2 separate regions of the Homo sapiens genome follow, and region 1 is linked to region 2. Evidence: chromatin contacts called from ENCODE Hi-C data. All regions are on one chromosome and are shown on one strand. The core of a region is the stretch at or near the end of the contact, and the rest is flanking DNA. Distances in the headings are between cores, read along the strand shown. Region 1 holds the start of PANTR1 (POU3F3 adjacent non-coding transcript 1). Region 2 holds the start of LINC01114 (long intergenic non-protein coding RNA 1114).

Region 1 (7,103 bases), core at 323-2,822, 94 kb after region 2:
TCTTTGGCTGAACCAAGGTCCTTTTATCTAAAGCCCAGTGCACAAACATATAGCTTAATGTGACTAGTGTTCTTCCTTTTATTTCTTTCTCTATGGCAACCAATATGCTCTGCTCAGAAATGTTCCCCATCAAGGAAACAAATGATCTTCAGGGAGCAGCTCTATATGGCATCTGGTCCAATGGAGCACACAGAGTTAACCCCAGTCAAAAGCAACGCTGCCAAGCACGTAAACAAGGAGTGGAAAACTGGCGATTCTGAGCCCCCTCCCCAACTGAAACCTCTTCCTCCCTCGTTACAAACCGTTTCATTGATTTGGCATCAACTGTTTCCAAATAAATTACCAATTCTAAATTGCAAGGTGTTCTGTGTAAAAAAGTGCAATAAAATTCCAGCCATTGGATTCTCCCCCCTCATCATCACAGACGCAGCTTCCCTTAAAAGAACAAAACCAAGAAGCTTTTAAAATTTTCTCCGGCCTATTTCACTAAGGTAAGGCACTCAAATGGGCCTGGACTTGGCCTAGCTATGTCCTCCGGCCATGTTTATCTAATTAACTGCACCTAGCAATAACTGCACCCTCAATTTTTACAAAACCCAGGAACAGTGGCAAGGAGGGGACAAGTGAGGCTGTCAAAAATAGAAAACAAAGTGAAATCCAGTCTGCGATGCTAAAGCTCCAGCCTCCTTTGGGAATGAAGTGTAGGGATGTCCTGGTTAGTTTTGATTGATCACCCTCTTTCTGATGGGCTTTCACTACCGAGCTGGGAGGCTGCAGCTCCCCGCCTGCTCCCCAGACACAGCATTAACCAGGGGTGCCCTGACTTCCTGCCTCGCTTCCTCCTCCTCCAGCTCTCCGCCTTCCCTTTGCCAAGTCCCCCTCCTCACTCCATCCTCCTGCTCCCAGCATGCGTCCCCCCACCCCAATCCAGGCAGGCACACACAATTCAGGACATCACCACTGGCTACAGAAATAGGGTTTCTTCCCCTCTAGTCCTGATTCTCTGGGAAAAATAAAAAATCCCAATCAAGAAATATTTATATACTGCATGCTTAATAATCACTTCTTTTCCAGGGCTTCTTCCCCCTCCTCCCACCCCACCTTCACGATCAACAATTACAATGAATAGCATTTTCCCCCCACCCCTCCAAAGTAAAGTGGCTTTTGCTGTGTGGGGCTTTGGACTGAGTCCATCTTTTTATGTAATATTTTAGCAGGGTTGGATTTTTTTAACTCCCCCCCAACACATCTTCCCTTCCTTCCTTCCTTCAGACAGTTGCTCTGTGAACCCTCTCTTGTCCCAAGCAATGAAAATAAGCTCCCAAACCTACAAGAACATAAATAAATAAGCCAAAAAGGAGGGGAAAAAGAAGAGGAAAGCAGGGAAAGAAAATGAAAAAACACTTACCGAGCAAACTTCCAGGGTTAGGTTTTTAAATAAAAGGTGTTTTTTAATTTTTTTTCAAATAAGGTGACTGGGTTGGGGGTGGAGGGGAAGGCATATTCTCAACTCTCCAGCACCGATGCGTCCTTAGCCTTCCCTTCACACTGACGCCTCGAAGCCCAGCTCTCCACTAGTCTATTATTTTCACCAAAATATATGAAAATGTATGCAAATGAAAATCAGCACTAACTGTTCTCCCCTTGTTATATACTTTGGATTTTTTTTTTCCAGACAAAACAATCACACTCGCAAAGGGAGGGGGCGGATGGGGTGGGGCAGCGTGGAGGGGGGAGAGAGGCCGGGGAGCGATTCGAGAATTAAGTACGACGAAAGGGGGGGAGGAAGAAGGGGACAGACCTCGGAACAGAAGTGTGTTTCTGTTATCGAGGAGCACAACGTTTTGGGGGGCTTCCCATACGCGCACACACACCCTCTTGAAAAGAAAGAAAGTGGATCTGTTTGCAGAGGCGCTATCACGTTTCATCAGGCCACCTGAGACTGCTTTTGAAAGCGTGTACTGTGAAATTCATAGCAGTAATTTAGACAAAATCCTCACTGTATATTAATGAAAGGCGGCCCCATGGCTCTGTTCCTATCCTCCCCATTCAGTGTAAACAAAACCACGAGACTCTCTCGGTTTTTGAGCCGGATCCAAGCAAAATCGGCAGGAAAGGAAAACACGGGGTGCTGGCACCGACTATTCAAACGTCTGCACCTGGAGATCTCAGATTGATTCAATGAAATCTGTGTTCCATCTTTTATATATACATATACGCATACGTAAATATAAAAAGCAACCTTTGGGGGCCGCAGAGGAAAAAAATCCGTTCTGTTTGGGGTTTGGTTACCACCGCCTTTGGTATCTATACCTTGGCAATAATGGCTTTGCTAAAACCTACCTACGATGGTATCTCACCCGGCAAGCAGGAGCTGGACAAGAGCCTACATAAATTCTACGCGTCTAGTGTTAATCTTGAGATCACGCGGGGGCTGCCTGGCTGCGGCTGGGCAGGAGAACTCCTGCTTTCACTGAGTTCACTTAACTGCGCTCGGCAGAGGCACGATACAGCGGGAGAGAAGGGCAGGCCCGTTCACATTTTAATCGGAGCGCACCGGCGGCCGCTCCTCGGCTGCGTCCTGGGCTGCCGCTCGGGCTCGGGACTGCCAGATGCAGGCTCTGGCTGGGGGCGGCGGGCGCAAGCGGGCGCACCCGCAGCTAGGGGTGCGGGGTGCACGCACACGCACGCTCATTAAGAGCCATGTATTTATTGAATGTCCGAGTTGGGTTAGTTCATTGGAAATCCCCGAGGAGGGCTCAATTTGCCCTTGTTTTCGTTGCCACTTTCTCTTTTTTCTTGGTTCGCTGAGGTTCCTCTGTGCAGCGTTTCCGCTTGGCCGCGTCCCCCCACCCCACCCCACCCCACCCCCGCTTCTCTCGCCTACCGGGTGCACTCCCCCTCCCATCCCCCTTAACTCTTTCAGCTGGGTTAGAGCTGAGAAAGCATTTGTCGCCGCCAGCCCCATCCACCACGCAAATCCATCTGAGACAGAAAGGAAAGAAAAAAAAGCACCACCATGCCTAAGAATAGAGAGCGAGCAAACCCCCCCACCGCTAATCACACACACACACACACACACACACACACACACACACGAGGAAGCGGTGGAGCAGAGAAGGGCGCGGCTAGCCGATCCCGGTTCTTTCGCCCGGCTCCTGCTGCCACAGGGAATTCCTAAAGCCATTGGGGTCGAATACACTTACGATGAATCTATGGGGGAAGGTCGGACTGATTGCTTTTCAAATACATCGCACGGCTCCGCTGACCGGCACCCTCCAAACTCACAAGGGCACGCACGCTACTTGCACGAATCCCAGAGGAGGGAGGAGGGAGGAAGGGAGGGAGAGCGAAGGAGGGAGAGAGGGGGTGGAGGAGCCAGGGAGCGGCGGCAGCGAGCGGTCCGTCTCGCACGCGCGGGCACCGCGCTGGTCCTGGGCTGCAGGTTTCCCAGATGATGGCATCCGAGAACTTAAACAAAGGGGGCTGCCGCCGGCGCGCAACGGCTGCGGAAAGTTGCGGTGGCGGATTTCCAAGGAGCGTGGCCACGACCAGAGCTCTTGGCGATGCGAGCCCCCGCTTCCCACCCCCGCCGATCAGAGAAGGGGGCCGGCTGGTGAAGGGAAGAGGAAACTTTGAAACCACTGGGGACACATCTGTCTATAGGTATTAGCTTGAATGGTACATCCGTGCCGCGCGCTTTACAAATCTCTGGCGGGGCGGGGGTAAGGGGGTGAGCAACCCGACGCGTACTAGGTGGGGTGGGCAGGTTGCTATTTTTCATGTTTCCCCCTTCGTTTTCCTTCTGATTCTCTTCCCCCCTCTCGTCCCTCCCTCCCTTTTATCTCCCCTTTCTTCCCCCCGCCCAGACCTATTGCGAACGCCCAGAGCCGCCGAGGGAACGCCAACGTCTGGGCCGGACACTAAGAGTTAAGATGTGGCGGAGGGGGCGGCGGGGGAGGGGCGGGGAGGGGAAAGTGGTGAGGGGGAGGGAGGCTGGAGGACGACAGATTTCCAGCTTCTACGACGCTCTGCCTAAATTAAAAAGCAACCAATCGGAACGGCCGGAAGGGGGGCCTCGCGTCCTGAGCCAGTCATTCCGAGCCTGCCAATCACCCAGCGGGTAGCCAATCAGCGGGGGCCCTGGTGCTCGACTTCCTTGTATTTGGGAAAGTGTGGTGGTGGGTGCGCGCTCGCGGCGGAGGGTAAACATTCGACAGTCCCCGCTCTGAGAGGGAGGGACAGAGAGCGAACTGTCAGATCGGAGCGAGAGCGGGCGCCCGAGAGAGGGAGAGAGAGAGAGGGAGGGAGAGGAAAAGTGAGAGAGGGAAAGAGAGCGCGAACGAGGGCGCAGAGCGAGCTCCTGCTGCAACTCTGCTCCAGCACGGCCAGCGCCAGCGCCCGCCGTCGGTGCACTCTACGAGCCGTGCAGCGTGCCCACTGGAGTTGTTGTGTATCAAGGATCGATCCCCTATATGCACACACACACCTCCACCTCCACCAATGCACTCTTCTTCCTCCTCCTTCTCCAGACAACTGCTGGGAAAAAAATAAAACACCAACCCCAACCGTCAGCAACAAGGTAACAGAGCGATTCGACATCATTTTTTTTCCTGTTCAATTTTTTCCTTGTTATATTTGTTTCCTAATTTCTGCCCAAAAGGAAAGATGTCGCATCAGACTGTGACTGTTGCGAGGAGAATGAAAAAGGACTCTTGTTTCAGAGGCAACCAAGAGCTCCGGCAATAGCAACTTCAGAGAAATGCACCATCGCAAGAAGTTTTCCTAGGACAGAACAAAACTTGAAACGAGAGGACCAGAGGGGGAGAGCAGGAGCCAGCCTCCCCTCTCCGCACTCGCGAGCAGCCAGCAGCACCACGCCTTCAAGGACGAAAAAGTTTTACTACTCTAAGGGAAAACGAGTGAAATGTGTTCCTGAGGAGGAGAGGAGAGGAGAGGAGAGAGCGGACAAGAGAAGGAGCGGGCCGGTTGCTGGTCATCCGTAATTTGGCTAAGGAAGAAAGGAGCAGCTTCTTTCTTTGTTATCTCCCGTGAAACCTTCACTTAGCAGGTGGACGGAGCCCCGCGACCGGGCAGAGTCCGGGCTCGCCCGAGGACAGGAGGAGGAGCGGGAGCCCGCGCGTCCCGGGAGAGCGCCCCGAGTGCAGGTCCCCGCCCCGCCCGGCGAGCCCCGCTGGAGCGAGCCCAGCGCGCCGGGGCTGGGGGGCGGCCACGACCCCCCCTGAAGGGGGTGGCCACGGAGCGCACCCCGAGAAGCGAGCCCCCCTCCCCAGAGCGCTGCTCCTGCGGCTGCTGCTGCTGCTGGTGACCAAGGCCGGCCGGCGACCCCCGCGCCCTGCCGAGCGGCCTTGCAGCTGCAGCCGGGGGCCGCGGCGGCGGCGGCGGCGGCGGGGGCGGAGGCGGCGGCGGAGGAGGAGGCGGCGAAGGCGGCGGGGCCGGCGGGGGCCCGGGGCGGGGGCGGGGAAGGAGGGGGGGAGGAGGCGGGAGGCGGGGGGCGCGGCGGCGGCGGCGGCGGCGGCGGCCGCGGCTGCTGCTGCGGCGGCGGCGGCGGTGGTGGCGGCGGTGGGGTGGCGGGAGCGGAGCGGCATGGCCACGGCGGCTTCTAACCCCTACCTGCCGGGGAACAGCCTGCTCGCGGCCGGCTCTATTGTGCACTCGGACGCGGCAGGGGCTGGCGGCGGCGGGGGTGGCGGCGGCGGCGGCGGCGGGGGCGGCGCAGGGGGCGGGGGCGGCGGCATGCAGCCGGGCAGCGCCGCCGTGACCTCGGGCGCCTACCGGGGGGACCCGTCCTCTGTCAAGATGGTCCAGAGCGACTTCATGCAGGGGGCCATGGCCGCCAGCAACGGCGGCCATATGCTGAGCCACGCGCACCAGTGGGTCACAGCCCTGCCCCACGCCGCCGCCGCCGCCGCCGCTGCCGCCGCCGCCGCCGTGGAGGCGAGCTCGCCGTGGTCGGGCAGCGCCGTGGGCATGGCTGGCAGCCCCCAGCAGCCACCGCAGCCGCCGCCGCCACCGCCGCAGGGCCCCGACGTGAAGGGCGGCGCCGGGCGCGACGACCTGCACGCGGGCACAGCGCTGCACCACCGCGGGCCGCCGCACCTCGGACCCCCGCCGCCGCCCCCACACCAGGGCCACCCTGGGGGCTGGGGGGCGGCCGCCGCTGCCGCAGCCGCAGCCGCCGCCGCCGCCGCCGCCGCGCACCTCCCGTCCATGGCCGGGGGCCAGCAGCCGCCGCCGCAGAGTCTGCTCTACTCGCAGCCCGGAGGCTTCACGGTGAACGGCATGCTGAGCGCGCCACCGGGGCCCGGCGGCGGCGGCGGCGGCGCGGGCGGTGGAGCCCAGAGCTTGGTGCACCCGGGGCTGGTGCGCGGGGACACGCCAGAGCTGGCCGAGCACCACCACCACCACCACCACCACGCGCATCCTCACCCGCCGCACCCGCACCACGCGCAGGGACCCCCGCACCACGGCGGCGGCGGCGGCGGCGCGGGGCCTGGACTCAACAGCCACGACCCGCACTCGGACGAGGACACGCCGACGTCGGACGACCTGGAGCAGTTCGCCAAGCAGTTCAAGCAGCGGCGCATCAAGCTGGGCTTCACGCAGGCCGACGTGGGGTTGGCGCTGGGCACACTCTACGGCAACGTGTTCTCGCAGACCACCATCTGCCGCTTCGAGGCCCTGCAGCTGAGCTTCAAGAACATGTGCAAGCTCAAGCCGCTGCTGAACAAGTGGCTGGAGGAGGCGGACTCAAGCACCGGCAGCCCCACAAGCATCGACAAGATCGCGGCGCAGGGCCGCAAGCGCAAGAAGCGGACCTCTATCGAGGTGAGCGTCAAGGGCGCGCTGGAGAGCCACTTCCTCAAGTGCCCCAAGCCCTCCGCGCAGGAGATCACCAACCTGGCCGACAGCCTGCAGCTCGAGAAGGAGGTGGTGCGGGTCTGGTTCTGCAATCGGCGCCAAAAGGAGAAGCGCATGACGCCGCCCGGGATCCAACAGCAGACGCCCGACGACGTCTACTCGCAGGTGGGCACCGTGAGCGCCGACACGCCGCCGCCTCACCACGGGCTGCAGACGAGCGT
Region 2 (6,182 bases), core at 2,876-5,375:
CAATTTACAGGAGCCACAGGACCCACCTCCAACACCTGGTAGGATGAGCCCCCGCAATTCCCAGCCCATAGACACAGGGAGGCCTCATCTTCTGGAATCCAAGTACAGTACAACCTACCATCTTCCACCAGAGCCATCTCAGGTGTCTCACTCTCATCACTAAGAATTTAAAATATGATGTCTTTTTTGCATAAAGTAAAATTCAGGAAAAATAAAAATGTTTATGGTCTACATATTTTTAGGAGTTACATGTGAAATATACATATACAGAATGTCTTCAGTACCCAGGAAGGAAGGGTAGCAAAATGCTTTCTTGGTGGCATTGCCTCCTCCAACTACTCACAAAATAGTGAAAAATGAACACCCTGCTAGATCCTTTCCTGAGGATATGTGTGGAAAGGATAGAGGACTATGTCTGTCTCTCAACCTCAATCCAGGACACCAACTGCATGCACATGGCCTCAGATGCCATCTCTCTGGGCCAGCCTCTGTCCGTCCTGGGCTGGTAGATGGTTCCTCAGCCCCAGCCTGGCAGGGTCAGCTCCAGCTGGAGAGACAACTACTGCTCAAACTTAAATGAGGGAGGTTATGTTCAAAGCACTCCACCACCTGAACTGAGGTTTTTGCTCCTGAAATTACTAGATTGATGTTTGCATTCCTAAAGCTTGATGACTGCATATTGCTTATCACTGTTATAGAGAAAAGATATTCCTGACACATGCCGTAACCTACCTGAATGTGAGACATTTCCATTTAGAAAGAGCCCGTGAACTCAGCCCTGGCCCTCTCTCTACCTGGTACCTCTTCCTTGAGCTTCCCCAAAACTCACACTCCTTTGCCAAAGTGCCTAAAAAGAGTAGAAAATGAAATGATTAAAACTGAAGAACTCAGGAGGAGGGCATGGGCCACAATATAACATGTTCTGTACTCAGAATCCAAATATCAGAGTTCAAAAACCACACTCACCCATGACCAGCTGTGCGACCAGGAACCAGCCTTTTTACCTGAGTCCCAATTTTCCATGCTTATAGCACAGAGGTTCCCAAATTCTCTCTGCCTTCCACGGATCTAGAGGTAAGGCTTAGATAAGATAAAGCACTTGACAGTCCCCAGACCAGGTCCTGCCCCCGCACAAAGTGCTCAGTGCAGGTTGATTGTAAAGTACTGAGGGAGCATCTGGTAAAATCACACCACTGATGACAGCAATCAGGGGTTTAACGCTGCTAAAAAGTCTGCACCAACCTGTAAAAGAGATGGCAAGATCCTCGCTCTTCTCTGAAGCCACACCCTTTGCCTGTGCCTGGAGCTTGCTCTCTGCGGGAGAACCTGGAGCTGATCTCCAGAATACAGCTTCTCTCGGCCTTTTAAACCAGGGCCCAGAGAGGCACTACCAGAATACCAGATTACCGGGGAGGCAGGGCAGCCGAGGCTCCAAAATGGAGGAGGAGCCCCTTGCTCACAAACCAGGACCTGCTGCCTGCCTAGAAGGGCTCTAGCAAGAGACGAAACCCCTTAAGCCACAGTCGGGGAAAAGGATCAGACAGTGAGCTCCTCTCCGGCCCAAAGCGCAGTGAGGACAGGGACAACACATGGATAGGAGTGCTCTCCTGTGACCAGGACAGAGCTTGGCACTAGGAGGTGCTCACCAAGTACTGAAGAATGCCTGAATGCCCTAGGCAGAGGAGGTGTCGCATATGCCAGCCCCAGGGCACTGATGGGAGAGCCACAGAAAGCCCCAGGATGCAACTGTCCCACAGCAGTGGGGCTAGAAGTAGAGGGAGGAGGGCCTCCAGGGGAGAGAAGTCGCCAGAGAGCCTCTGTTTGCTTCCTGCCACTGCCCACAGCCAGCCCTGCAGCAGCGTTTTTGGCTCCCTTCCTCAGCCACATTGCGGAACAGGCAGGCCCGGCTGTGGCACAGTCTGAAATGCCCAGGCACAGCACGACTGCTAAATTCTCGCACTCCCTGGACTCAGCTCAGCCCCACACCGCTCATTCTTACTCTCCAGTTCTGGGGACAGATTTTACAGCCCGTTCGCGTCTTCCCAAGCCTCGCTCAGATCTGGGCACGTGGCACAGGAAAAAGCGCCGCTGAGCGGATCTAAAGAACAGCGGGTGTCGGGGAGCCGGAAAGCAGGAATCATCTCAGCAATCCGTCTCTGGATTGGGAGGAAGAACATGTTCCTAAACACATTTGCTCACTGCTAGGGAGGCGGCGCCTCTTCTGAGGGAAGCCACTCCCTCTTCCCACAGCCTGCTCCTGGCTTTATTGCTCCTCTCAGTCACTGTCACTGCCGTCACCTCCTCATCAAAATCTACCCCCTTCTCCCTCTCTTGTTCTCTCCCCTCAGCCCTGCCTATCTTATTAACACTTTCCAAACACGTCTCTAATCCACTCCTCTCCCTCTCCCCAGCTCCAGGACACCCTCACAGCTGCGTCTGTGGACTGCTTCAGTATCCTCCCTGCTGACCCTGTGGCCCACAGCTCACCAGCTTCTGTCCTTCCTTCTAATCCGTACACCAAGATGTCCCAAAATGTTCTTTGTGAAGAGTAAATCTAACAGTGCCTTCCGACGGCTGAAGACCATTTGTGACTCTCCACGGCCTGTTCTCAGCCCAGGCTTCTGTTCCCCTAGCAACACCAAACTATCACCTTCTGAGCACTCAACAAAAACCCTGCTAAGTGCTTTCATGAAACTTCCCATCGAATCCTCACAACGTCACTGGAAAGAGGCATTGCCGTCTGCATTTTACTTGTGAGGAAGCTGAGACTGGAAGGGCTCCATCATTTGTAGACAGCAAGGCAGTAGTCCAGCTGGGATCCTCAGCCAGGCAGGCCCAGGCCTACAGGCACTGGCCCACCCCACCTCCGGTTGCTCCCAGGGCCACTTAGAAGTTTCAAGTCCTCCCCAGCTTCCCAAGGCCAACTGCAAGGAGTTTCTCAATCCCTTCCAGGTGTCCCCATCACTAAAGGATGTGTCCGTCTGCAGCTTAGTTGTACGTCTGTTTTTCTCCCCAGGCTGGATGCCTTGAAGATAAGAATCATCTTGAGTCCCTAATGCTTAGCACAGAGCTGTACTCAGGAGGGTTAATTGAATTAATTAATGGTCAGCAAAATGAATGAGTGGATGAATGAATATCACACATTCAAGTGATCACATTTCCTGTCTCTTCCACAATAAGGCTCAATTGATTGGTTTGGCTATGTTAGGAATGTTGGACATAGGTATACTGGTTACAGAATAGTATCAGAGCAAGGTTAAATTTTCCACATTTAAGGGTGGAATCACCCTCACAATAAACGTGTTGTTTTTGTCAGCATTGTCGCTGTTGTTGTTTACTATGGAATGTCACCATGCTTGAATCTTAAGCAGACGGGCTTGGGCTCCATTCATAATTTTCCTGCTTTAGAAAAAGTTATGATCACAGAAGGGGACCTTAGCGCTTGCCAACTGCCAGAGCCCAACAGCAGCCTTGGTCTCAGCACAGGTGGATGTGATTTTCTTTACCGGTGATCTGTCCACGAGCTGTGCAGTTTGTCCCACTGATGATGTGGGTGAAGGATGAAGCCAGGGCTCACCCTTCTAAGGGGGACATTGAGATTCCTGGGCATTGTACCAATTCAGCCATATGTCACCCCAGAAAGTAACTGCTTTTTCCATATATGATCATAACTAATGTTGCAAAGCCTGTTTTGCCTGGATCCTTTTACAGAACCTATGCAAAATATGCTGTGCGCTTTCACTCCAGATTTCTTTCTTAGGATGAATGGCTCTGCACATACACGGGAACAAGATCTTATTCTTTTCATCAGGAATGATCATTATTCCATAGGCTAATTCCCTGCGCATTAGTTATATGGGGTGAAGTTCTGGCTCATATGCAGGAGCTGATGGAAACAGAGTCCTAGTGGCCAAATACATCCTAATGTTCTCCTTTCAATTCTTTCATTTTTGCTGTCTTTACCTTTTAGAAAATGTTAATGTATTCCTGATGAATTCAGTGTGAAAAAAAATATGTTTATCAGCTTGGGTTTAAAATTTTTATTCATAATAAGAATATAGTAGCACTGCCAAGACCCTCCAAAGCCAATCCTGAGATCTTCGCCAGCTCTTTGGGGGCATCGTAAACAAGCTGACCATGCAGAAGAGTTACAAGAAAGGAGTTCCCATGCCAAAACAATAGCAAGTGTATTTTCATTAGGTATTGATGCTTTGTTCTTGCCACGAGTAGGGTTGAAGGAAGTGTGTTCTGGTAGCAAAAACCCTGCAAGTTGTCATTTGGTAACTGCATAAGTTGTGCCTTTAGCCAGGGCCAAATGGATGATAAACTTGCCACTGTTAACAGTCTCTAGTTATTTGGAGCAATCCACACTTTTTCTTGCAAAATCACACACTCAATTTCTTGACTGCGTTTCCTCATCTATAAAATGGGAGAGAGGGAAGATAAGCTCTGTGGCCCTTTTGCACTCTGCAATCTCTAAGTGCCTTTGCATTTCCATCCAGCCCCGCCCCACCCCACCCCACCCCACCCCACCCCACCCAGGGGATGGATGTCCACAGTCCCCCACCCCAGCCCTGCCAGCATTGCAAAGCCTGCTGAGGATTTGCACAAGTAAACCCACCTCAGCAGCTTCACTGCTCCCCTTAGTAAATAACTGCATACAGAAACCCTGCAGATTCTCAGGCTGCAGCCAGCGCCACAGCTGGGTTCTTTAGTTTGTTGTGAAAAGAATTCCAGCATGACACAGCTCCTCTCAGCACAAAGACATGCTGAAGCACTAGGAAAAAAAATTTTTTAAAGAATGCTTCTGAAAGCCAGGCAGCCAGGAGAGAGGTGTAGGCTCGGGCCAGCCTCCTCCCTGCCGGGGCCTGGACCTGTTGCCTGGGCTCTTCTCCTCTCAACAGTAAACAGAGCGGTTCACGAATCACCAAGGCTCAGAACGGCGGGTCTGGCCACAGGGGTGCCTCAGACGCCTCCCGGGCATCTGCAGCAAACAGTGCCACCTGCACTGTGGTCAGATCAGGGACAACCGGTCCCCCCTGTTGTTTGATTTCTAAACCTGCCTCCACCTCCCCAAGGCCTCTGAGAGCTGAGGGCTTGCAAATCAACACAACATTTAATTAACTGCACATTAAAGTTTCCATCTTTCAAAGAAGGGAATTAGGGACAGTGCACTTTCTGAAGCACTCATTAATGAAAAAATAAATTCTAAAGCCTCCTGAGTTTGGGGTGGTCCTTACCATTCTAGGTGGCTTCCTGCTTTAATGCTCAGGGCTGGGCAAGTTCCCTCAGATGAGCTGCAATCTTCAGGCGTTTTTAACCCTCTGACAGCCAGCCTTGGTTTTGCCCCACACCACGCACCCTGAATAATCCTTAAGAGTTTTCAAGAAATATCCAGAAATGTTTCCAATTATATTGAATTATGAATGCTTTTTTATTAAAAGATATACAGTTGTTACTTTTAAGAGAGGCATGAATAATATAATTAAACAACTGTCTATACTACCTATGGAATGGTTGTAAGCTGCTATTACCCTTGAGAATGACGGAGGCGCATGTACTGCTGGCATGGAGGGACATGGCCATCAGCTTGACAGTGGGGAGTGATAGAGATGGGAAGGAGAGCAAGTGAAAGACAGACCCGGGCCAGGTGTGGTGGCTCATGCCTGTAATCCCAGCATTTTGGGAGGCTGAGGTAGGTGGATCACTTGAAGGCAGGAGTTCGAGACCAGCCTGGCCAACATGGTGAAACCCCATCTCTACTAAAAATACAAAACTTAGCTGGGTATGGTGGCACATGCCTGTAATCCCAGCTACTGGAGAAGCTGAGGCAGGAGAATGGCTTGAACCTGGGAGGTGGAGGTTGCTGTGAACCAAGATCGTGCCACTGCACTCCAGCCTGGGCAAAAGAGCGAGACTCTGCCTCAAAGCAAAAACAAAAACAAAGACCCGAAGAAATCCAGTGCAATTCATCTCAAGCAGGGTAGCTCTCCATGTACCAATTCAGGCTGTGGCTAGATACACACACACACACACACACACACACACACACACAAACTCATCACTTACTCACACATCCTGCCTGGAGGCAAAAAAAAAAAAAAAAAAAAAAAAAAAACAGTGAATGGGAAGAATGTTGCTCATGAGGCCATGGATGCTGCTCCTACTTCTACCACAAATCC

What was found. Hi-C counts contacts between places; a loop is a spot of excess contacts on that map. Pooled maps may share reads with other maps.
Region 1: a loop to region 2 is called in a map of posterior cingulate gyrus, with 2.3 times the contacts of the local background. The contact joins the promoter of PANTR1 here to the promoter of LINC01114 in region 2. A Hi-C loop is called at or near these places in 4 of 168 maps with a recorded cell type or tissue (chondrocyte, head of caudate nucleus and posterior cingulate gyrus) and 2 of 50 pooled maps.

The regions. Positions count from the first base shown.
Region 1 is chr2:104,849,904-104,857,006 of GRCh38, forward strand. It overlaps PANTR1 (POU3F3 adjacent non-coding transcript 1), which reads right to left and starts at 1,573. Exons shown (of 4, transcript NR_037883.1): 1 at 1,409-1,573. POU3F3 (POU class 3 homeobox 3) reads left to right here and starts at 4,212. Exons shown (of 1, transcript NM_006236.3): 1 at 4,212-7,103. The coding sequence starts at 5,608. RefSeq lists enhancers at 1-1,177, 3,816-4,405 and a silencer at 2,558-2,607.
Region 2 is chr2:104,753,594-104,759,775 of GRCh38, forward strand. LINC01114 (long intergenic non-protein coding RNA 1114) reads right to left here and starts at 4,126. Exons shown (of 4, transcript NR_038231.1): 1 at 2,488-4,126; 2 at 733-847.